Linked DNA regions of Mus musculus: all the other regions are linked to region 2. The links are chromatin loops, found by intact Hi-C in ENCODE. Cell type or tissue: heart. All regions are shown on one strand.

Region 1 (8,000 bases), 260 kb after region 2:
GGGCTATACAGAGAAACTCTGTCTCAAAAAAAAAAAAAAAACCAAGAAAACAAAACAAAAAAAAGAAAGAAAGAAAGTAAACATTTTAAAGTCATTGAAGTGGTGTTGGTCAGTGTGTGCTCAGTATGTAGAAAGCCCTGGGTTCCTTCCCCGCGTGCCATGGTTAATAATAAAAGATCGAGTTGGTGTTTTTGTTTTTTGGTTTTTTTTTTTTGTCAAATTGACATAGGCTAAGGCCATCTGGAAAGAGGGAATTTCTATTGAGAAGATGCCTCTAAAAGACTGGCTGTAGGCAAGTCGGGGAGCAGGTTTTTTCTTTCTTTTATTTATTTTTATTTTATTTATTTATTTTTATTTTGTTTTTTTGAGGCAGTATCTGTCTGTGTAGCCTTGGCTGTTCTGGAACTGACTCTGTAGCCCAGGCTGGCCTTGAACTCACAAACATCCGAGTGCTGAGAATACAGGTGTGAAGTGCCAGCACCTGGCTTAGGAGAGTTTTCTGGCTTGGTAGTTGACATATGAGGACAGGCCACTCCCCTCACCCCCACCCCCACCCCCACCCCTGGGCAGGTGGTCCTGAGTCAAACAAAAAACAAGACAAAACAAACCAACCAACCAAAAAAGCAGGCTGAGCAAGCCACAGGAGCAAATCAGTAAGCAGCATTCCCCCATGTCCTCTACCTCCAGGTTCCTGCCTCAATCTCCTGTCCTGACCTCCCCAGTGATGGAGTATGCTCAGAGCAATAACCCTAAGAAACCTTTCCCTTCCCAAATTGTGTTCGGTCACAGTGCTTTATCCCAGCAGTACAAAAGATAACTGAGACAGTGGTCTAGAGAGATGGCCCAGCAGTTAAGAGACTACACAATTACGGGAGAGAGACAGCATTCACTCAGACCCCACCACACACCTAGCAAGGTAGGTGTGCCATTACTGCCTGTGACACCCGCTCTGAGCAATCCAACACTGTCTTCCTGCCTCTGTGTATGTACAGAAGCACAGGCACTCAGTCACACACACAGGAGTAAACCACTAAAACAGTCACACACACACACACAGGAATAAACCACTAAAACAAAAGAAAAACCAGTCAGAGTGGTGGCGCACACCTTTAATCCCAGCACTCAGGAGGCAGAGACAGGTGGTTCTCCGTGAGTTCAAGGTTAGCTTGATCTACAGATCGAGTTCCAGGACAGCCAGGTCTGTATTAAAAAACCAAACCAAACCAAACCAAACCACTCTACTTGTTGAAAGTTTAGTAAAAATTGGATATTTATATAATGTCAATGACTGTCCCTATAAGATACTTAATTACAAAGAGGTAATAGTGGCTTGTCCTGGAGAAAGCTGGCAAACACCACCCCAACCATGTGACCCAAATTCAACCCCCCCCCAAATTCGGCAAAGTGGCATCATGTACCTTTTGGTGTGTATGAAGAAACACACATCACTTTGATGATATTCCTGCCAAGAAAAAGTAATTTGAATCTGATTATGAAGAAACATCAGACAAATCCAATTGAAGGATACCCAATCCTGGTTGCTCTTACAGAAGATATGAGATCAATTCCCAGTCCCCAATATAAGTGGCTCACAACCATCTGTAATCCCAGTTCCAGGAGATCCAACATCCTCTTCCAGCCTCCTCGGGCACCCTGTGCACATAGTGCAGAGACATACGTGTGGGCAAAACACCCATATACTTTGAAGAAAAACAAATATTTACTTTAAACTTACGTTACATCTATAAGTGTTATGCCAACATGCATATGTGTGTATCACATTCGAGATTGGTGCCTGCAGAGGTCAGAAGGGGCCATAAAGGGGAAATGTCTAGTTTCTTTGAAGACTCAGGTTCTAATGTTGTTTTGCTGGGGCAGACAGGTGGAAGAACATTTTGCTGAAGCAAACACAGATGAAAGGATGTTTTGCTAAAGCAGGCATGTGAAAGGACACCTGATATTAGAAAGAATATAAATATGACCCCGCAGACAGTGGGAGCTCAAGCTTTGGCTCACCTTGCTCCAACTCACAAGTCTTTGCTGTTGACATGCATGTATTGGTTCATTTTCCATTGTTGAGCTTCAATTGTTGTAACTTCATAGAAAGAAACTCACCAAATAACTTCTTGTGAGACTCCTGCAGCTTCTTGCTGCTTCTGAGGGACGTTGGATGATTGGCACGTCTCTGGGTTTCTTCTGGATCAAACTGCTGCTGCTGCTGCTGCTGCTGCTGCTTCGTGTGTGGTGTCAGCTAGTGGGGCTGCACTGAGAACAACGCAGATTGGAATCGCCCCAAAGAACGATTTCTAACCATGTCCACTTCCCCTGTGTCCTAATCACCTTTCTTTCCCACTCTCTCTGGTGGGTGGTGGGCTCGAGGGGAGGATGAACCCTTGTTGAAGTAGGTTGTGAGAAATACATATAGGGCCATCACCGAGGGAAGTCAGGACAGAAACCCAAGACAGGAACGTGAAGCAGACAGGCAAGGAGTGCTGCTGGCTCGCTCGCAGCTTCACATTTAGCTGGGTTTCTTGTACGTCCAGAGTCACCTGCTTAGAGAACATTGCCACCTGGAGTGCTCTGGGCTCTTCTACATCAGTTAGCTTGAGCAAGACAATTCCCTATAGGCATATCCACTGGCCAATCTGATCTGGGCAGTCCCTCAACTGAGGCTCCCTTCTCAGGTGACTGTAGGCTGTGTCAAGTTGACAGCTAAAGCTGACTGGGACCGATAGACAGCAGCTTGAGTCCTACAGAGTTACTGTGCACATACACACACACACACACACACACACACACAGAGAGAGAGAGAGAGAGAGAGAGAGAGAGAGAGGAACCTCTCCTGGGGTGTAGCTCATGGACCAGGTGCTTGCCTAGCAGAGATGGGAGAAGTTCATGGTTAGTATGGGCTACACTGAGAGGCCCTGCCCACCCCAGTGTGTGAGACCATGCCAACTCCAATGAGACAGGAGAGAGGATCTGGGAGACAGCCCAGTGGAAGAGCACTTGCCAAGCCCCATGAGGAGTGAGTTTAATCCCCAGAACCCACACAGGAGCTGGGCATGTACGCTTGTCACCTCCCTGATCATCCTGCCTAGCAAACTTCGGGCTCAGAGACAGACTCTGTCTCTCAGGAGTAAGGCAAAATGTGACAGAGGGAGGCACCCATGTGTTTCTCTGCTTTCTCACAGACACACAGATGGGCACAATACACACACACACACACACACACACACACACACACACACAGAGTGTGGGGTGTGGTATTCTAGTTCTTGCCCAGCCTGCTGTCCTCTTGCAGAACACTTGATAAACTGTTAGTCCTTTGAGACAGAAAAGGAAAAGAATTCAAGATCATAGACATGTGTCTCAAGTGAATGTGTACAAGTCTTAAATTTCAAAAAGCTGAAAAAGTCACAAATATTAAAATATATATATATATATATATATATATATATATATATAGAGAGAGAGAGAGAGAGAGAGAGCACCATCAAATATTACACTAATAATATTGTAGGTTGGCTCATTGCTCTGCCGTTTTCCAACTGGTTAGCTCCTGGCTATCTATCTACATGTTAAATTTCCAGTAGTAATTAAAATGTCATCCCGGCATTTCCTCCCAGGAAGGAGAGAGCAAAAGCCGGCGTTGAGAACACCTCTGATCTGTTCATTTCTGAGGAGTAGATTTGTGGTGCTTGGTTACTCAAGAAAAGCCTCCGGGATCAGCGGAGTGGGAGAAACTGCCAAGAAAATTGGATGGTGGAATGTTGAGGGACCTGGAGCTCCAGCTAGATGGATTCTGCAACAGAAAGGGCTCTGGCCCTCAGCGGAATTGGTCTTACCAGGCTTTGCCCACTCACCCCCATCTCCCTACTCTCCTTTGCCTCACCTTCGACCCCCACATAGGTGTCCCAAACCTCCTCCCACCACACACCACATAAGCACTTCTTCTTCTTCTTCTTCTTCTTCTTCTTCTTCTTCTTCTTCTTCTTCTTCTTCTTCTTCTTCTTCTTCTTCTTCTTCTTCTTCTTCTTCTTCTTCCTTCTTCTTCTTCTTCTTCTTCCTTCTTCTCCTTCTCCTTCTTCTTCCTCCTCATCACTTTCTACCTGGTCAAGAGTTAGGCCTCGGGGCTGGTGAGATGGCTCAGTGGGTAAGAGCACCCGACTGCTCTTCCGAAGGTCCAGAGTTCAAATCCCAGCAACCACATGGTGGCTCACAACCATCCGTAATGAGATCTGGCGCCCTCTTCTGGAGTGTCTGAAGACAGCTACAGTGTACTTATAATAAATAAATAAATCTTTAAAAAAAAAAAAAAAAAAAAGAGTTAGGCCTCTCTTAAGTCTCAGTTTAAAAATCTATTTCTCAGGAGTTTTGTGTGGTTTCTTGTCCCCAACATTAAATAGCTATACTTATCCATTCGCTGTCATCCTACCCTGCCTGTGCCACGAGGTCTGGAACTTTGTGTGTCTTTTTCACGCTCGTATTTTTCCAGTCCGCGCACTGGATCTGGTACCCAGTGCCTGGCACACAGTGGCACGCAGACCTTTTCAAAGGAATGAATGAACAAAAGAACTGGTGGCTAAGGAAAAGAGCCGTGTGGGGAGCGAGCGCCCCCTGCTGGACATCGAATGCCAACAGCCCAGAACAGCGTCACTGAGCTGGGAGGCGTCGTCTTGGGAACCCTCACCTCAGGATTTAGGCCGGTTCTCCTTGATCAACTCTAGGATCACTCTCCTCCCAACCTCGGTATCTATCTAGTCCTGACTTCCAATTGTTTGGCTTTTATCCCCACCCTCCCCCACTCTGCAGACTGCTTTGGCCCAAGCTCCAGCGACCACTGTCCAATTCTACCCACAATTAGTATCCCTCCCTTCTGGACCTTTAGCTTTGAATTAGAATAGGACCAGATTCTTCCATCGATCCTCTCTCTCCCTCCTCCCTAATCAATCAATCAGAGTGATTGGCTGAGGCACTGGGGTGGGGGGTGGGGGAGATACAAGGGGCAGCAGTATGTGAAGTTGGTTGGGGGCGTAGAGTGTTTTTGTTTGTTTTTGGGTTTTTTTTTTTTTTCCTGAAATAAGAGCCTTCTGGCAGAATAGGGACTAAAGGTGCGTTGGTTTGGGGGGAAGGGAGGATAATGAATGAAGAGTCTCCTGTGCTGAGATATTTAGACAAAGGTGAACTCGGAGTTGCCAGATACTGGTTTTGCCTGAAGAGTCAGTTTATCCCAATACCCTGGTTTATGCACTCCAAGTGCATCTAGAGGGGAGGGGCTCTGAAGAGGAGCCAGAGCAGGGTCAAGGGGAGATAGAGGTCCTCGCTTCCCCAGCAGGAAGGATGGTAGAAGAGGCCACAGTGTCACTCCATGTGGGTCTCACCCCTACCCCCACCCCCACCCCACTATACCCCCAATCAGACAGAATTGTGGAAAAGCGATGGTCACTTAACCACCCCGAGTCCTGCTAGTTCTTCTGAGCACTTTGTTGTTGCTGGTGAGCTAAAGGGGGCTGATGCCAAAGTCCAGCTTATTGATCTCTGGCCCAATAGGTCAGCTGCAGGGCCAGGAGCATGTTGCCACTGTGGGAGGTGGAAGGGACCCCAGGACACTGGGGATGGGCCGCAGGCTGATTGTCACATCTGAGTCCTGGACTCTCCATGTTCTTATACACTTCTTCCTCAATCCTGCCCTGATGGCGTGTCTCATGATAAACTGATGTCGTGTCTCACAATAGACTTTGGGTATCTGGACTTTGAGGTGTCTAGGGAGCAAAAAGCTGGGCTTCCAGGGATTAATTTACAGCCACCTCACCCACAGGACAAAGCCCTGGAAATCCATGATTTCTGGTTTCCTAGAATTCAGGGAGATAATGAACGTACTTCACACTTGCAAAGGCACTGATGATGGAGAAGGCTCCAAACCCATACTCAGGGGAGATTGCAGAGTCTGAGTACAATCTGCTCTGCGGCTTTCAGTGAGCCACCGAGCCACCAAACCTTTAGGATCTTGGTGCTCTCATCCATAAGAAGAAAGGACTAAACCCCAGAACTCTAAGATCTGATCTGATTTTATTATCATCATTACATTTACTTATTTATTTGCTCTGTGTGTGTGTGTGGTATGTGTGTGTGTGTGTGTGTGTGTGTGTGTGTGTGTGTGTGTATACCCACTTCCTAAAATACATGTGGAGATCAGAGAACAACGTGAAAGAGTTAGACAACTCCATCATGTGGATCCTAGGGATCGAACTCAGGTCATTAAGCTTAGCAGCAAGCACCTTTACCCGCTGAGCCATCCCCTTCAGCACACATCTGATTCTAAGGAAGGCTGAGAGGGGTGAGGTAATAAAGTAGGTTAGGTTAGGAGACGGCAAAGGGAATTCTTGAAAGTAAAAATGTAGATCCTAATTGTGGCCATCACTAACTGTGGGAACTTAGACGAACCATACATTTCTCCACTCGGCAAATAGATAACAAGGAATTACAGCAAGTCTTGGGCTGGATCTTCATATGCAATACAAACACAGACCCTACCTTCTTGAGTATATTCTAATAGTCACTGGGAAAGAAAAGTAGGCAACTAGAATGGAGTCAGGCAAGTATCCTGTCCTAGAAGCGCACAGAACTGAAAGAACCCTGGGCAAAGGTGAGGGGTGAGATAAAGCGGTCCCTGAACAGATGAAGTAACAGCTTTGTCGGAGCCTAAAATATGAATGGTGGGCAGGTGTGGTGGCTCATGCCTGTCGTCCCCACACTTGCGAGGAGGAAGCAGAATTAAAGAGAGAAGACTCAGCTGGCAAAGGTGCTACACTGCGCAGAGCCTCCCAACCCAAGTTCAGTCTGCAGAGGTGGCATCACAAGGTTGTCCTCTGACTTCACATGCATGTCCTTATGTCCCACGTACGCTAATGATGATGATAAGAGGGCTGCAGAGATGGTTCAGTGGTTAAGAGCACTGGCTGCTCTTCCAGAGGGGCTGAGTTCAATTCCCAGCACCCACATGGCAGCTTACAACTGTCTGTAGCTCCAATTCTAGAGGATCGGGCACCTTCAAACATATATGCAGGCAAAACACCAGGGCACATAAAATAAATAACTCCTTAAAAAAAAAAAAAAAAAAAAGAAAATACCCGGGTGTGGTGGTGCACGCCTTTAATCCCAGCACTCGGGAGGCAGAGGCAGGTGGATTTCTGAGTTTGAGACCAGCCTGGTCTACAGAGTGAGTTCCAGGACAGCCAGGGCTGTACAGAGAAACCCTGTCTCGAAAAACCAAAAAAAAAAAAAAAAAAAAAAAAAGAAAAAAAAAGAAAGAAAAGAAAGGAAGGAGGGAAGAAGAAAAAAGAAAAGAAAAATAATGACGAGCTAATAAAATGAATTTTTTAGAAAGAATTCTGAATCAGGAGGAGTGAGTGCCCCAGTGTCAAGGACAATCTGGGCTACAGAGTGAGACTCTGTCTCAAACGTAAATAAAAGAGACGGGCTGGAGAGCCGGTACCAGGAGCATTTGTTGCTCTTACAGAGGGTCAGATCTGGGTTCAGTTCCCAGCACCCACCTGGTAGCTCACAATCAGCCTCCAGTTCCCAGGAGACCTAGAACTGACCTGCATGGGTACGAGGCATACACATACACTCACAAACGTAAAACACTCACATACCTAGAATATAATACATAAATCTAGTTTCTTACAAAAAGGCTGGAAGTACTGGTACTTACATTTAATCCCAGCACTTGGGAGGCAGAGGCAGGTGCCTATCTGAGTTTAAGGGCAGCCTGTCCAATATTCTGAGTTACAGGTTAGCCAGGCAAAGAGGAAAGGAGAGAGGTGGCAGGGGTGGGGAGTTGGGGCAAAGATGGAGGGGGAGGGAGAGAGAGAAACAACAATAAAGGAATAGTGAAGCTGAGCATGGTGTGTGTCTGTTGGAAGGCTGAGGCAAGACAATCAGAAGTCCAAGGCCATCTTTGGCTACATCGAAAACTAAAGCCAGCCTGGACTTCATGA
Region 2 (8,000 bases):
AGTGATCCTTAGTTCAGTTCCCTGCAACCACATGGTGGCTCACAGCCATCTGTAATGGGATCCGATGACTCATATAAATTATATACATATATATATGTATGTATACACACACACACATAAAATAAGAGACATTGATGTTTCATATATATATGAGAGGTACCTATCACATTTCTCCCAGGGTCTCTATGTAAGAGACAGAGGTGGTGGGGACTTTAAGGAAGTTGTTTCCTTACAGATGGCTGCGAGTAAAACAAGTGAATGGTTTGCTGATCATTATGAAAGCTGGAGTTACAGATGGTTGTGCGCCATGGTGGGGAGCTGGGAATGGAACCATGGCTCTCTGAAAAAGCAGCCACTTACAACTGCTGAGTCTGAATCTTATGCCCTCTACTGGACTCCGTGGGCATTACACTCATGTGGTGTATGCACACAGCTATATACAATACACATCTAAAACTAATGGAAAAAAAAAAAGTTAAGTCAGGTGTAGAGGCACATCCCAAAACTCAGAGGCAGGTGGATCGCTGTGAGTTCAAGGCCAGTCTGTTCTACATAATAAGTTGCAAGGCAGCCAGAGCTATAATCCTATATAATAGAGAGACCCTGTCTTGAAATAAATAAATAAATAAATAAATAAATAAATAAATAAATAAATAAATAAATAAATAAAAAGACAGGAGGCTGGAGAGATGGGTTGGAGATTAAGATCCATTTTTGATCCATTTTAATCTTCCAGAGAGGACCAGAGTCCGGTTCCCAGCCTTCACACTAGATGACTTAAAAACAAAAACTCCTGTAACTACAGCTCCAGGAGCTGACGCCCTCTGCTGGCCTCTATGGGCTTCTACATGTACATACACATACACACATTAAAAAAAAAAGATTTATTTATCTATTATATGTAAGTACTGTAGCTGCCTTCAGACACCCCAGAAGAAGGCATCAGATCTCATTACGGATGGTTGTGAGCCACCATGTGGTTGCTGGGATTTGAACTTGGGACCTTCGGAAGATCAGTCAGTGCTCTTCCAGCCCCCACACATAATTGTATTTTAAGGTAAAATATACAGGCTTGTCTAAGGATATTCTCCTTAGTGAGTATACAGCTAGGCATGTATAAAGCCCTGCTTTAGTCCCCACTAGTTTAAAAACAAAACAAAATGAAATAAACAAACCAGTAAACTGCCACACACACACTCCTTCTATGGACTCCACCAGAGGATGACACAGCAGGGGGGCCTCACTAGGTACAAGACATTGGACTTCCCAGCCTCTGGAACTGCCTTTGTCTAATGGGAAGAGTGATTGTCTCAGTGCAGTGTTAGTTACTTGGTGTGTGTAGTGGAACAGGTACAGTGAGACACCCTGGACTTTGTCCATAAAGCTTTACTTATAAAACCAGAGACATGGGGGAGCACATCACCTTGGGCGGTGAAGGCAGCGATCAGGAGTTAAGGGTTATCCTTGACTACATAACAAGGTAGAGGCCAGCCTGGTCTACATGAGCCCTACCTCAAAACCAAAACAGAACATTTGTACCTAAGACTAAGGGATACAAAGGAAAAGTCTGGAAGCAGCTCAGACTCCTGAACCAGAGGACTACGTGGGGAGCATGCGGAGGGGCCCCATACAGGTAGATGCTCCAGCTGCCAGAGCCAGCAGTGTCCAGGCTCCAGCCTGCATGGACTGCCCATCATGTGAAGACATGGCTCCCTCCTCTGCCGGCTGAGGCCAAGAGGAGCCAGAGGAGCAGCCGTGAACTGCTCTGGGAGGAGCCTCCAGACAATGGCTGCCTTAGTTCTCCAGGGTCCGGTTTCCTCGGCTGTGACATGAAACCCATGTAAACTATAGGGTGACATTTAAATGAGATAATGTACTCGCGGGATTTTCTGTTTAGTTTTAATGCAAGGTCTCACTAAGTGTTACAGCATAATACAAATGAATAAATAATTGCTATTAATCAAAAAACGTTATCACAATGTACTGACTTTGATTTCTTTATGCTTCTCTGTTATTTTATGTATAGATTCTTACTTTATCCTATTTGTTGTGTGTGCGCGCGCTTATTGATCCGTGCTTGCCATAGCAGGGGTTTGAAGGTCTGTGGAGCATTTGAGGGAGTTGCTTCTCTCTTTTCACCACGTGGGTCCCAAGGATCAAACCCAGATTGTCAGTCCTGGTGCAGGCGCCTTTACCCACTGAGCCAGCTCATCACCAGTTATTGACTTTTAAGGTCAATATAAGGAAACAAAGAAGCATTGTCCGGTATAACTAATATCAATGGTGGAAGAGGGAATTCTTGTAAGCTCTTTGTTCCTTGGGACTTGCCACCGCTTAAGTGTGGCTAGCCTCGGCTCAGGAGACATACTAATTCCCGTGCTTTGTGCTGATTGTCTCATTCATGCTTTCTTTTTTTTTTTTTAAATTAGGTATTTTCCTCATTTACATTTCCAATGCTATCCCAAAAGTCCCCCATACCCTCCCCCCCACCCCCCTCATTCATGCTTTCAACAGCCAAAGTCAAGACTCATGCAGCCCAGGCTAGCCTTATATATGAACAGCTGATCCTCTTGCCTCTACCTCAGAAGCGTGGAGATTACAGGTGTGGAATAAACACCACACACATTTTATGCAATTCTCGGGGTGGAACCTAGAACTTTCTGTGTTGGAGGCAAGCCCTCCACTGACTGAGCTACATCCTAGCCCCTGTATACAGGTTTTTTTGTGAGTCAACGTCTCAATATGTACTGCAGTCTGGCTTGGGATTCTGCCTCCGTGTCTGAGTGTTGCAATTACAGGTGTGTGCCAGCATGGTGGGCTAACAAAGATTTACAGTACATAGAAGGGTTCGAATCCCTAGTGCTCACAGGTCTGCCGAGTCTAAAGCTGAAGGAGCCTTTCCCAGTCGCGGGGCAAGCCTAGAGGGTACCTTGTGAACCGGGGAAGCAGGCTGGAGTTGTCTGCATGCCTTCGCACTCTGACAGCCCACAGTTCCAGGCGTGGGCTTGCTCCTGGCACCCATCAGGGCCTTGCTTTATTGGGCAGCTGGATCCCTGGAAGGACAGTGCGATGCTCCCAAGGGACTAGGAAGATGCCTGCCCCAGGCTTGACTTCATTCAGGAATTTCACACTTGCCTAGACCCTAGTCTGCAGGTGGAGGGTGTCTGGCAGAAGGGCCCAAGTGCTGCCCGCTGAGATTGGGCAGGATCGCTCTCACCCAGGCCAACTGTTCCGAAGCCCCACCCTCCCACCTCTGCACCTCGAGGCTAGAATGCTAGCTCTCAGCCTGTGGGGCACCATGAGTATTAATAGCCCAGCTCTGAAGTTGTACCGATAAGAATGGCATCTCCTGGCTGCCCGGTCAGGCAATGACTCCAGACAAGCTATCCTCCCTCTCCACTCTGTGGAGAGATAATAAGTCACCATGGTGACCCGGGTTTGAGTACCTACTACTGAAGAGACAAATACACCACCTGCTTTGCCAAGCGCGTTCCCATGGCTGCCCCTGAGACTCTTCAGAGGTGCGTTCACTTGCCGGAGTCATATGTGGTAGAGCTGATCTTATCCGTCAGCATTTCCGGCCCCATCGGTGCGATGTGCTCAGCTTCACCAGGGTTGAGCCTTGATTCACCAACCCTTTGGTTGGTTTAAACGAACGAAATCGAGCCTTGCCCCAGAGGGAGCCTAGCTGAGCAGTGACTTGCTGGTCCAATTCCTTGAACTTCAGGAAACCCAGAGACTGGGATGGGGCGGGGCCAGCGGACATGGACTTCCAAGAAGCATCCTTTCAATGGACAGACACACCGTAGACTGGCACATTGGCCTGGGCCTCCTGACAACCAGCCCCAGGGGGTAAGGATGGAGCCAGCCCCTGACCGACTTCTAGAATGGAGAATCAGATGACAGGGGCAGCTGTCCCCACCCAGGGACAGCACGGCTCTGCCTGGAGCAGGCCAGGTTTCTTTCAGGCTTAGGCACACCTCCCTGGTGGGCTCTGGCCTCTGTTCCTTGCTGTCCTAATTTGAGGCGCTTCCCTGTGTGGAGCTGGTGTCTCTAACATTCCCTTTCAAGGGGCATCATTAGCACGGCCAGCCTTTGAGACCCTCTGCTTTTGACGACCCTCCAGCTCTGCCACTTTGCTTGTTTGTTTTCTTTTACGTGGGAACAGACTCGCTTACAGCCTAGAGCCTGAGCTGACTTGGAACTCCTCACGCAGCAGAGGAGTGTCTTGGATCTCTGATCCTCTTGCCTCCACTTCGAAACTGCTGGGATCATGGGTGTGTATCACCACCCACAGCTCAGATTTATCAGTCCATTTTGTGTGACCACGGGCAGGTCTTTCACCTCTATATACCTCAGTTTCTCCATCCACAAAGTGGGTAGAAATACATACTTCACCGGGTGAAACTATGAAGATTATCAATGCAATGTGTGTGTCTGGCTCAGAACAAGCAGTGTTAGTATCAGCTATTCCCAGTGAAGCCACACACACAACCATTATCATTGACCAGGGTCAGGTGCTCAGCCTAGGAGACAAAGACTTGAGAATAAGGACAGATCTGCAAAAGGAGCTTGTGGACACTTGACTCTACCTAGTTCGAGTGTGAGAGAAGTACACAAGTCACTGAGTGTCCTGCTTGTGTTTGTTTGTTTTGGTTTAAACGAAAAATGGTCTGCTGAGACTGTCTGCTTCAGGAGGCTCCTGTGAACTAAAGGATGTCACTCCAACCCAGAGACATGACTACTGGCAAGAGTTCAGACCTGCTGCAGCTGTGGCTTGGGAGGTGGGAAGCGGCTCAGCCAGGACACACAACACCTGACAGCTGCACTCACAGAACCTACCACCAGGGGGCAGGTTTGCCCCATCCAAATTCCCACTTGTCCAACCAAGGGCTTGGTTTGCGCATGATTGTTTTTATTTCAGAATTTTTTAAATGAATACAAAAAAAAAGAGTTCAGGGCTGGGGATACAGCTGAGCTGGTAGAGGGCTTGGGTAGCATTCACGAGTCCCGAGGTTATATCCACGGCACGTGAACCCCTGTGTGGTATCCCATGCCTATAACTCTATCATTGTGGGGGAATGAGAATCTAAAACTCTAGGCCAGAGCAGAGTTCAAAACAAACTCAAACTCGGCCTGAACTAAATGAAACCCTATCTTTAAAAATTAATTCCCCAAATCTTACCACAGACATCAATGGGGGAGGGGGTGTCTTCTGAGACAGGGCTCCATGAAGCCCAGGCTGGTACACATTAACTTTCTACAGCCCCTTTTCTGCTGTTGAGGTCTCATCCCACTGTCATCTCAAGCTTGAATTATGTTCATCCTCCTGCCTCAGCCTCCTTAGTCCAGGCTCCCCTTTCCTTTTGTTTCAGTACAGGAATGCCCTGGAAAACCAGGGAGCTTGTCCAGTAGAACAGTCCATATTTTGAGTGATGAGTGTGGTCTTTGTCTATTTCCTATACATCTGCCAAATTGACAGACATCATCTGAATTAGGCTCAGACTCCTTTTCTTGACAGAACTATTTCCTGCAGATGCTGTGTCCCCGTGGTATAAGTTTGGTCAGTTGGCTCAGGTTGTTTGCTTAAACTTTATGTTCACAACTGTTCACACCGCTGGTTTTATTACTGTTCTCTGGGTGAGCTCTACCTTTCAAATCTTATTAATCCTTGTCCATCTATTGGTTGGGATTCTATAGAAAGTAACTTTTTTTTAAAAGATTTTATTTATTTATTATATGTAAGTACACTGTAGCTGTCTTCAGACACACCAGAAGAGGGCGTCAGCTCTCATTACAGATGGTTGTGAACCACCATGTGGTTGCTGGGATTTGAACTCAGGACCTTTGGAAAAGCAGTCGGGTGCTCTTACCTGCTGAGCCATCTCACCAGCCCCGAAAGTAACTTTTAAAAGCCTACTATTTAGTTATCTGAGATAGAAAACACAAAAGAGCAGAAAACTGCTATGGTGGTTTGAATAGGATTGGCCCTTGGGAAGTGGCACTAGTAGAAGGTCTAGCCTTGTCGGAAGAAGTGTGTTACTGTGTAAAAGGGCTTTGAGGTCTCCTAGTCCTCAAGCTCTGCCCAGTGTGGAAGAGTCTCCTCCTGCTGCCTATAGATCACGATGTCTATCTGTACACTGCCGTGCTTCCTGCCGTGCTGGTAACAGACCTCCAAAACTGTAAGCCAGCCCAACTACATGTTCTCCTTTGTAAGAGTTGCCTTGGTCATGGTGTTTCTTCACAGCAATGACTCTAAGACAAATGCTTTTCTTTTCTTCTTCTTCCTCTCCTCCTTTTTTTTTTTTTTTTTTTTTTTTTTAAGACTGGGTTTTTCCTTATAACCCTGGATGTCCTGGAACTCACTTTGTAGACCAGACTGGCCTCGAACTCAGAAATCTGCCTGCCTCTGACTCTCCAATGCTGGGAATTAAAGGCGTGTGCCACCACTGCCTGGCTCTCCTTTTTAAAATTATTTTTGAGACAAAGTCTCAGGATGTAACTATGTATCTCTAGCTATCCTAGAATTCACCATGTAGACTAGGCTGGCCTCAAATTCAAGAGACTTACCTGCCTCTGCCTCCTGAATGCTGGGATTAAATGTATACTACCATCTTTAGCAATGTCAATTTCTTTATGCTAGAGGTAACAGATGTATTTTCCTTAGATATAATTATGAATATTAGTCAGGCTAATGTTATATATACATTATAAATTAATAGGATTTTATATACTCTGTTAAACTATCCTAAAATAATGTGTTCGTGTGTGTGTGTGTGCATGTGCCCATACATACACATAAACACTTGCATGATAGACAGGCTGCCTCACTGAACGGAACATCACCAAGTCAGCCATGTATGATTTCATCCACATCTTTCCCTCTCCTCTGAGCACAGGCAGCACTTTCAGAAGCTTTCATTCTTCCAGTGTTTATCTTCTGTTTTGTGCTCACTCTGTAGCTCTGGCTGGCCTTGAACTCACAGACATCTTCCTGCTGCTTCCCAAGTGCTTGCATTAAAGGTATGTAGCACCATGCCAGCCCCACTGTCTATCTTTTAAATATACACACTTAGGTCAGGCATGATGGCATATTTCTGTAAACCCACTCTCATCCTCTGAGTGTGGGGAGTCAGAGGTGAACGGATCAACAGATCTACGTTGGGCTGGTGTGATGGCTCAGCAAGGTAGAGGCACTGGATATACCCAAGCCTGGTGACCAGAGCTCAGCCCCTGGAATCCCTGTCTTAGTTAGGGTTCCATTGCTGTGAAGACACCCTGACCAAGGCAACTCTTACAGAGGCAAACATTTCATTGGGGCTGGCTTACAGATTCAGAGGTTTAGCCCACTGTCATCATAGCAGGAAGCATGCCAGCATCCAGGCAGATATGGTGATGGAGAAGAAGCTGAGAGTTCTGCATCCTGATTCGGAGGCAACCAGGAGAGATTGACATGCTCAGGCAGCTAGGAGGAGGCTCTCTGCAATGGGTGCAGGCTGAGCCTAAGAGACCTCCACAGCACACCCCCACCGTGACACACTCCCTCCAACAAGGCCAAGCCTTGGAACAGTACGACTCCCTAGGGGCCAAAGATATTCAAGCAACCACATCCCCCAAAGGTAGAAGGTGAAAATGAACTCCACTAAGTTGTCCTCTGACATACATCATACAAACATAAATCCATAATTTTATATTTAAGGTTGCTCAGGTGTGGTAGTATATACATTTAATCCCAGCAACACTCAGGAGGCAGAGGCATCTCTGAGTTCAAGGCCAGCTTGGTCTACAGAGACAGTTTCAGGCCAGCCAGGGCTATAAAGTGAGACCCTGCCTCAAAGGCAAAAGAACTGTAGAATGTAAAGTAATTCTTTTATTGGACGGATAGGCTTTTTAAAAGTTTAAAATATAAGCAACTAACTTTGTTAGTCACATAGAAGATGATGGCACACCGTAAAACACTAGTCTTGTTAGCTTCAGCTGTCAACTTGCCAGCTTAGCTA
Region 3 (8,000 bases), 200 kb after region 2:
TTATTTTTGAGACAGGGTTCTCTGTGTAGCCCTGACTGTCCTGGAACTGACTCTGTAGACCAGGTTGGCCTCGAACTCAGAAATCTGCCTGCCTCTGCCTCACAATTGCTGGGATTAAAGGCGTGCGCCACCACACCTAGCCTGAGCCAGAATCTTAACTATGTAGTTCAATCTTGGAACTTGGAACTCACTATGTAGCCCAGGCTAGCCTCAGACTCATAGAGACCCACCTGCTTCTGTCTCCTAAGAGCTGGCATGCTTTTTATTTTAATGATTTTTTTAATTGTATATGCATTGATATTTTGCCTGCATGGGTGTCTGTGTGAGAGTGTTGGACTCCCTGGAACTGGAGTTACAGTTGTGAGCTGCCATGTGGGTGCTGGGAATTGAACCTGGGTCCTCTGGAAGAGCAACCAGGGCTCTTAATCTCTGAGCCACCTCTCCTGCCCCTTGTTGGCTCTTTTTAAAGTAAGTGATTAGTCAGCAGTGTGATGTAGGGCTGCAATTCCAGAATTCAGAGGTTGAGGCAGGAGCAGCTTGAATGTAAACCCATCCAGAGTGACATAGACCATGTCTCAAAATACAAAGATAAAAAAATAAGGCTTATCACTGCAGCATACTTTTTTTTTTTTTTTTTTTTGAGGGGGATGTTAAAGACTTGTAAATTCAGCCTCAGGCCTGAGGTCTGAGTTGTCAAATCATGAAAACAAGATTCCTTCCCAGGACACAGGGCTCCAAGCCTGGAAACCATCCATCCATCCTGCCCCGTGTCTCCATGTTGCTCTGTATGCCCTGCCTGTGCTTCTTTTGAGAACTGACAACTCATCTACAGGAACCTCAAGGCTAGTTTCATCCACCCCCAGGTTTGAAAGAAGGAAGCTCCTTTCCCCGCCCCTAGGCCCTCCTTCCTCCCGCCTCCTCCCTTTCTCTTCTGCAGAAAAAGCAGCCAGGTTCAAAGTGGCCTGCAGACTGTCCTGAACTCATCTCTCAAAGCTGCTACAGAGCCCAGGAAGATTTCAGGATGAAGAGCTTCCTCCTCTTCCTCACTATCATTCTTCTGGTTGTGATTCAGGTAAGGACAGCTCCTCCTAGAGTCACTGCAGCTACCACCAGGTCTTAGCTTAATGGTTTGGTCCAGGTTCTGGGGAAGGAATGCAGGTTCTCGGTGGTGGTGGTGGGGACCCTTGCCTTCTACCACAGGGACAGAGATAGATGGTCGCCAACTGGAAACCAGGGATCTAGGAGGGCCTATATGGCTGGGTTTCTACTCCTCACAGGCGCTATCAGACTGGCCTCAGAGAGGGAAATCTCAGAAGGTGTCTGATGTGTGAAGCTACTCAGAGGGTTCTGGGTAATTCTGGATCAGGAGAGGAAGCCCTGATGAGGAGAGCCGCAGAAGTGGCCCTTTTGAGAGGGCTGGAGAGAGGTCTAATAGACTGCCATAGGTGACCGAGGGTCCCCTGCCCCTGCCATAGTGAATTGTGGGTGTGCAGGAATACAGAGACAGAAGTCTCCCATATACTCTGCAGATCAACTGCCACCCTGGGAGGCATCCTTTGTGGCACTATGTACGCAGAGAGGCCTGATTAGCACAGGGAATGGAGCCATCAAGTTCTTGATCAAGAACATCTAGACCATGCATCAAGGCAGTTTGATGGCCACCAAAACTAGTTTGATGACCATCAAGGGCAACTTCAGTTACTGCCCGATCAAGCATCAAGGACAGCTTGTCACCTGCCATCCCCACCCCACCCTCTGCCAGGGGCCTTACTCAGGCCCGTCACGTGTGATACTCTGGACCATGGTGGACTCTGATCACCAGGAGATGAGGAAACCGAGGCTCTGGGAGGGGAAGCCCACATTTGGGTTTCTGTTTCCCTCTTTGCTGGAGGATCTGGCAGCCTGAAAAGTGGTGGGAAGTTTCGAGGTGGAAGAATGACAAACATGGGGGCTGCCTTTCCCTTGCCTGTGATGAGGTGGGAAGCCAAACATCTCAACAGGGCTGATGGCAGTTTTATGGAAGCCTAGAGTTGAAGAAAGGGAACAAAGGGGCAGGAGCCCTCAACAGAAGGTTCAAATCCTACTGAGCAGCGCTTCTCTTGCAGATACAAACAGGATCCTTGGGACAAGCCACTACGGCCGCTTCTGGTACTAACAAAAACAGCACCTCCACCAAAAAAACCCCCTTAAAGAGTGGGGCCTCATCCATCATCGATGCGGGTGCCTGCAGTTTCCTCTTCTTTGCCAATACCTTAATGTGCCTCTTCTACCTCAGCTGAGGTGAAGGCGCAGCTTCTGAAGCCCCGTGCTCCACCCACTGCTGCCACCATCAGTAGCGAGAGACATCCCAACCCACGGGAAGGGTTGATAGCAGATATCCAAGGAGGCTAAAGTTGACAGCCAATGGCCGGAATGGGAGCGGGGCCGTGACACCCAGCTAGGGCACAATAAAGTTATACTTATGCTTAGATGGGGTCCCACGTGTGATCGATCACTGCACATCACTGGCCTCAGGAGTCATGTGTGCGGCAGTATTAGGAGTGAACCCAGTACTGCCCTTGACTCTCAAGCCCCACACACCCCAGGTTCAGGCAGGTGCCCAGCCCATGCCCTTGATGTCTTCATACTGATAGATTCTGGGAAATCACATATTGTTTGGCTGTTTCTCTCAAAACTCCCAACGGGAGTACTACAGACCCAGAAGCAGCCCGTGTCTGGGAAGGTTTGCGGAAGGATGGCTCCCAAGTCTCTGACCACATGCCTTCTATCACTGGGCAAGAGGATGAGGAGGCAAGGCTTGCTACCCACACCCTCAGCCAGGGAAGGCAGGAAGGACCAGCAGCCCCTCTAACCACCCTGCCCTCCTGGGCTTGGGGGTGGTCTTTGGAGGAGACAAGGAAGCTCAGACTGATTCCCAAGGGTCCTTGCCTCTGTGTCTTCCCAGGATCCCATGTCAACAGAGGATGGCAACATAACTGCAGCCCGAGGTCTCTGATATCCTGACCTGTCACACAGCTAGGGACCCAGCCCCTTCTCCTGGCTTTTCTGCCCAAGGCTAAACCTTCAGGCTTTGTGACCAGATTTAGAAGAAGCAGAAATGTAGACCCTCCTGTCTTTCTTGCCCTGCCCACTGTGGACTCACAGACCGAACCTTGAAAGTTCACCCTTGGATACATCTCTATCCCTGGAATAGTTTCTGCTGTTATTTCTTTCTGGCCTGGCCAACTCCTACAGTACCTCTTCCAAGTGGGACAGCCATCCACTTCTGTCCCCTGAACACCCATCTGAGTCCTGCACTGGGGTGGGAATCACATAGGCTTGGCTGGCTAGTCCCTACAGTCAGAGAGGCAGAACGGATGACACACCAGTGTGGGGTATGCAGCTCCCCCTGGTGGTCAGGGGAAGCTGCACAGGAAGTGAAACCAACCAGAAGAGGAGGCTGAGGGTCAACTGGACTCTCTCCATCCCAACATCAAGGTGCAGAGACGAGACCACCAGCAGCATAGTAGAAAATAGCTTATTTCACAGCAAAATCTGTATAAAACACTTCATCCCAGCAAAAGCCTCCTGAAGGAAACTGGTGATGGCGTTGGTTGGTTCAAAGTACATGGACAGTCCAGATCTGGGAAAGTCTGTCCTTGGTTGGTTCCCACAGCACCACATGGTCACGGTCATACCCTCGTCCGCCTGCGGGGGGGGGGAGAGGAGGGGGAAAATTCAGAGGTGGTCAGAGAGTGCTGGATGCAGCCCAGTTTTTACTCCCCTCTTATGCACCCTTACCCCACCCCTACATTACCCTTCACATCCAGGATCTGGCCTTCAAACATTTGGCTGCAGATGTGACCCAATTCATTGATGCTCCAGGTTTGGCGTGGTAGGCGGCTCTCGGCCCATAGTACTACTTTGGAGCCTGGGCTAGGAGGTCCAATCACCTGTAGGCTCATGGTGGGGGCCATCTGAGGCCCCAGAAGATCGTGAGATTTGGCCTAGGAAATCTCCCATGCTCAAGCCATCCTTCGCTCGCTGGATTTTTGTTGTTGTGGTTTCTTTTGTCTGGGACGCAGTATCTATGTAGCTTTGGCTTGCCCAGAACTTGCTATGTAGACCAGGCTAGCCTTGAGCTCATAGATATTCAACTCTTTCTGCCTCCTGAATACGTGGGCCACCCTGTCCAGCTCATTCACTACTTTTGAATCTAGCCCTAGGTAAGTCTCTTCATTCATTTTTAGATTTATTTTATGAGTGTTTTGACCGCATGCATGTCTGTGCAATAAACACATGCCTGGTGCCCACCGAGGTTAGAAGAGGGCATCAAATACTCTGCAACTAGAATTAGGGATGGCCTATGTCATCATTTTTATGCTGGGAACTGAACTTAGGTCCTCTGCAAAAGCAACAAGTGCTTTTGTTGTTGTTGTTTTTGTTTTGTTTTGTTTTTCGAGACAGGATTTTTCTGTGTAGCCCTGGCTGTCCTGGAACTCACTCTGTAGACCAGGCTGGCCTCAAACTCAGAAATCCGCCCGCCTCTACCTCCCAAGTGCTGGGATTAAAGGCAAGTGCCACCACTGCCCGGCTTGCAACAAGTGCTTTTAACTACTGTGGCACTTGCCCAGCCCCAAACACTAGTTCTTTGAAGATATAACATAAGAAAGATGAATGAGCTCGCATCTCTACTTCCGGGTTGCATGCATCTTGCATCTAACTGGGCTGGGACTTCCCAAGGCAGGTTGGCAAACCTGGTCTCAGCAAAACAAGCTCTGGAACCGTACCTGGTTCTTCAGCAGGCCATCTTCATAGTACCAGATGCAGCTGCCCCCAGCTTGGGGCTCGGAGACCACCACGCGGCCTGCTTTCATGTCCTCCACGTGATCAGGCACTGACAGGAATCCCCCTAGTGCCGCATTCCACAGGCGAAAATAGGCTCGGCGCTGATGGTGAGAAGAGGCTGAGACGTTGCTGTCAGGGATGCCCTACCACCCTCAACTAGGGACCCTCGAGGGACCCACACTCCTAAATCTCCCCTGCCTCCAAATGTCCCCACTGACAAAGTCACATCTTTTTTATACACCCATACTATATGCATAGCTCAGTAACTATAGATACCTGCACCTGTGTTAAGGGACCCTGGCAGGTATACCCTCAGTCCACAAGGTGGCAGTTTATAGAAGGCACAAACGATTCCACAGGTCTATGCAGCCATCACATTCACATCACAACTGACACACAGCTCCTCCCAGCCCGTTCTGTGCCAGCGACTTATGCTTACTACAGGTACAGCTGATTATAAAACTACAGATGTACACACACTCACGCATGCACACACACACACATATACACAGAGACACACGCGCACACACACACACAGAAAGAAAATGCATGCATACATACATGCTAAAGCTAAAGGTGTCCAGAGATCAGAAGTGGCTCTGGATTAGCAGGGTCTTTGTTTGTGGTGACAGTAGCAGAAAGGATGATGTTAGCCCTAAGTTCGATCTGAGCCATGTTTCCCACTAGAGCACTGCCCAATGGTTCTGCAGTCATTATCAATTTTCAGTCTTCAACAAATGCAGGACCACAAATGTTATCCCCATTTTATAGATGAGGAAACACCTGGGCAAGATGGCCCACACGTCGAATCCCAGAACTCAGGAGGCAGAGGGAGATGGATGCTTGAGGCCAGCCTGGTCTACACAGAGAGTTCCAGGCTAGCCAGGGTTATACTACCGGACACACACACACACACACACACACACACACACACACACACACACACACCAAGATCCATAGACAAACAGTGCTTGCCCAACTTTGCGGAGAAACTCCTTGTCCACTCCCCTGGGTCTTTATCTCCCCATATGAGAGTTTAAGGTATTTGCCAGGATTTCTTCCGACAATGTTGCCATGAGAGTCTGTGAACAATGAGACTAAACACATGCCCTCATACACAGCTCAGAACTCTCTGGGGCACAGGCATGGACAGGCACACAGACACCCATGTCCTCCAGACCCCAAATAGCTTACGTACAGACAGACTCTTAGAAGGGCACATGTGTGTGTGTATACATACTCCTTACATGCATGCACACACACACACAGGCCACAGCCATAGCTTAGAAATATATGTGTGGCCGGGCGTGGTGGCACATGCCTTTAATCCTAGCACTTGGGAGGCAGAGGCAGGCAGATTTCTGAGTTCGAGGCCAGCCTGGTCTACAGAGTGAGTTCCAGGACAGCCAGGGCTACAGAGAGAAACCCTGTCTCAAAAAACCAAAAAGAAAAAAAAAAAGAAATATATGTGTGCAGAACTGAAGCCAACGTATAGACAAGCAGATATAGACAATGCACTCTTGCATGCAAACTCCGTCCATGAGATGATTTGCAGTTTTGGGTGAATAAGCTTATTATATTTATTGTATTGTCCTTTAGGACAGGTAAAGCTGCTTTGTTTTCAAGTTGATTGAGAGAAAAAGGACTGAGGTGGCAAGGCAAGAAGAGAATGAGGTCACCGGTCACCATGTGACCTGACACCAACAGCAAACTTGGGAAACACAGGCAGGCGTATGTGTGGACAGGCACACCCACCGAGGCGCTCAAGCTGGCTGCTACCTACCTGTTTGATAGGGTAGAGGGAGCCCACCCTCTGGGTACCGCTGTAGGTCAGCCAGTTGGTGATCTCACAGCTGCCCACTAGCCACTGGCGGCCCCGGAAGTCGCTGTGCTCACACACTACCCAGCTGTGCCCAGCAGGTGCCAGCAACACAGAGGAACACAGACAGACAGACACAGACAGAGACAGGTGGAGGACAAGAGGACAAAGTACACATGTTAGAACAACCTCTGCCCCCTCTTCTCTCACACTGGGTGAGGGCCCTCAGCGGGAGGAAGAGGCTAGCAAGTCCATTTGGGGTTTTTAGAACTCAGCATACAACTGAGCCCCACCTCCACCACCCCTCCCCTCCCCGCACCCCCCCACCCGAGCCAGAGGCCTTCAGGCCTACTACTCCCTCCTTCATGGCCTGGGGTGGGGTCCCCATCCCACCAATCACCCAACACAGTTTGGAGCACACACTCACACGCCGCCTTTGACGCGCACAGACAGCACGTGGTTGTTGAAGCCCTCGGCTTGCAGGCTTCGCACCTCCCCAGTCAGCTCGATCTCCTTTCCCTCGAAACACTCGAGGCCAAAGAGGGACAGGGAAGGCTCTGAAAAGTGCTGGGGTTAAAGAAGGAGAGACGGATGAGGCCGCGAAATAACCCAAGTCCAGACTCTGCCCTGTGACCCCAAGATCCGTGTCTTGGATCTGAGGGCCTCTTCCCTTCTGAGGACACTGACTGTTATCTGTGTCCCCAGATTTTCAGTCTCAATGTGTTGACAGACTGGCACCACCTCAAACTCAACCATCCCCTCGCTACATAGCGCAGGCCTTAGCTTCCAGAGTCCTGGGATTACAGGTCTCTATCAGAGAGTCGGAACTCCTGAGAACTAATGGGTAGGCTGGAAACTTGGGGCTCATTCTGTATCATCTCTTGTTCATTTCTCAGGGATGGTAACTAATCATCACAGAGATTAATAACTGCTCTTCTTTATCCATGGCTTGTTGCAGGCCAGATCCTAGGGAGAACAATTTGTCCAATCCCTTTCTGAGATAGATACTATCATGGTCTCCATTTAGCAGAGAAGGCACTGAGGCTGAAGAAGGCAAGACCAATGACTTGAAGCCCAACACCTGGGCTCCAGACCCAGGTCTAATGATCCCTAGTGCCCAGGGTATGTGCTGGTATGGGGTACAAGCTGGATAACCAGGCAGCCCGGGAGAACTTCTGCTCTGTTTCTAGCTGTGTGGCCCGGAACAAGTCAGAGTGGCTCGGGGACTCACAAACTTTGAAAAGGGCCGCTCAGCAGATGTCAGCTGTTCTGACTCAGCAGTGCTCAGTCACTCTCCTGGTCCCCACAGCATCATCGCAGTGTGCATGCGGCTTCTGTCAGTCTCTTCCCGGGA

Evidence for each region. Hi-C counts contacts between places; a loop is a spot of excess contacts. Peaks named below come from ENCODE experiments on the same cell type or tissue, not always from the same donor. Only the 100,000 strongest peaks of a DNase experiment are listed, where the experiment ranks them.
Region 1: a loop joins it to region 2, with 12 times the contacts of the local background. A loop is called at or near these places in 9 of 42 quality-filtered maps.
Region 3: a loop joins it to region 2, with 6 times the contacts of the local background. A loop is called at or near these places in 2 of 42 quality-filtered maps.

The regions. Positions count from the first base shown.
Region 1 is chr4:134,032,762-134,040,761 of GRCm38, reverse strand. No RefSeq gene overlaps it. Among named protein-coding and RNA genes, the nearest start is that of Lin28a, 18 kb to the right of the region's middle. In heart, a CTCF peak has its summit at 4,621 (motif pointing left); no DNase peak of the experiment used is centred here.
Region 2 is chr4:134,289,109-134,297,108 of GRCm38, reverse strand. No RefSeq gene overlaps it. Among named protein-coding and RNA genes, the nearest start is that of Pdik1l, 5.9 kb to the right of the region's middle. In heart, CTCF peaks have their summits at 394 (motif pointing left), 3,362 and 4,846 (motif pointing right); a DNase peak (open chromatin) is centred at 3,378; H3K4me3 peaks cover 1,277 bases; H3K27ac peaks cover 3,937 bases.
Region 3 is chr4:134,088,006-134,096,005 of GRCm38, reverse strand. It overlaps Crybg2 (crystallin beta-gamma domain containing 2), which reads right to left. Exons shown (of 20, transcript NM_001162970.1): 16 at 7,074-7,213; 17 at 6,611-6,734; 18 at 4,770-4,928; 19 at 3,797-3,956; 20 at 3,502-3,687. The coding sequence ends at 3,599. Cd52 (CD52 antigen) reads left to right here and starts at 933. Exons shown (of 2, transcript NM_013706.2): 1 at 933-1,072; 2 at 2,106-2,468. The coding sequence starts at 1,022. The coding sequence ends at 2,279. In heart, a CTCF peak has its summit at 3,394 (motif pointing left); DNase peaks (open chromatin) are centred at 805 and 3,375.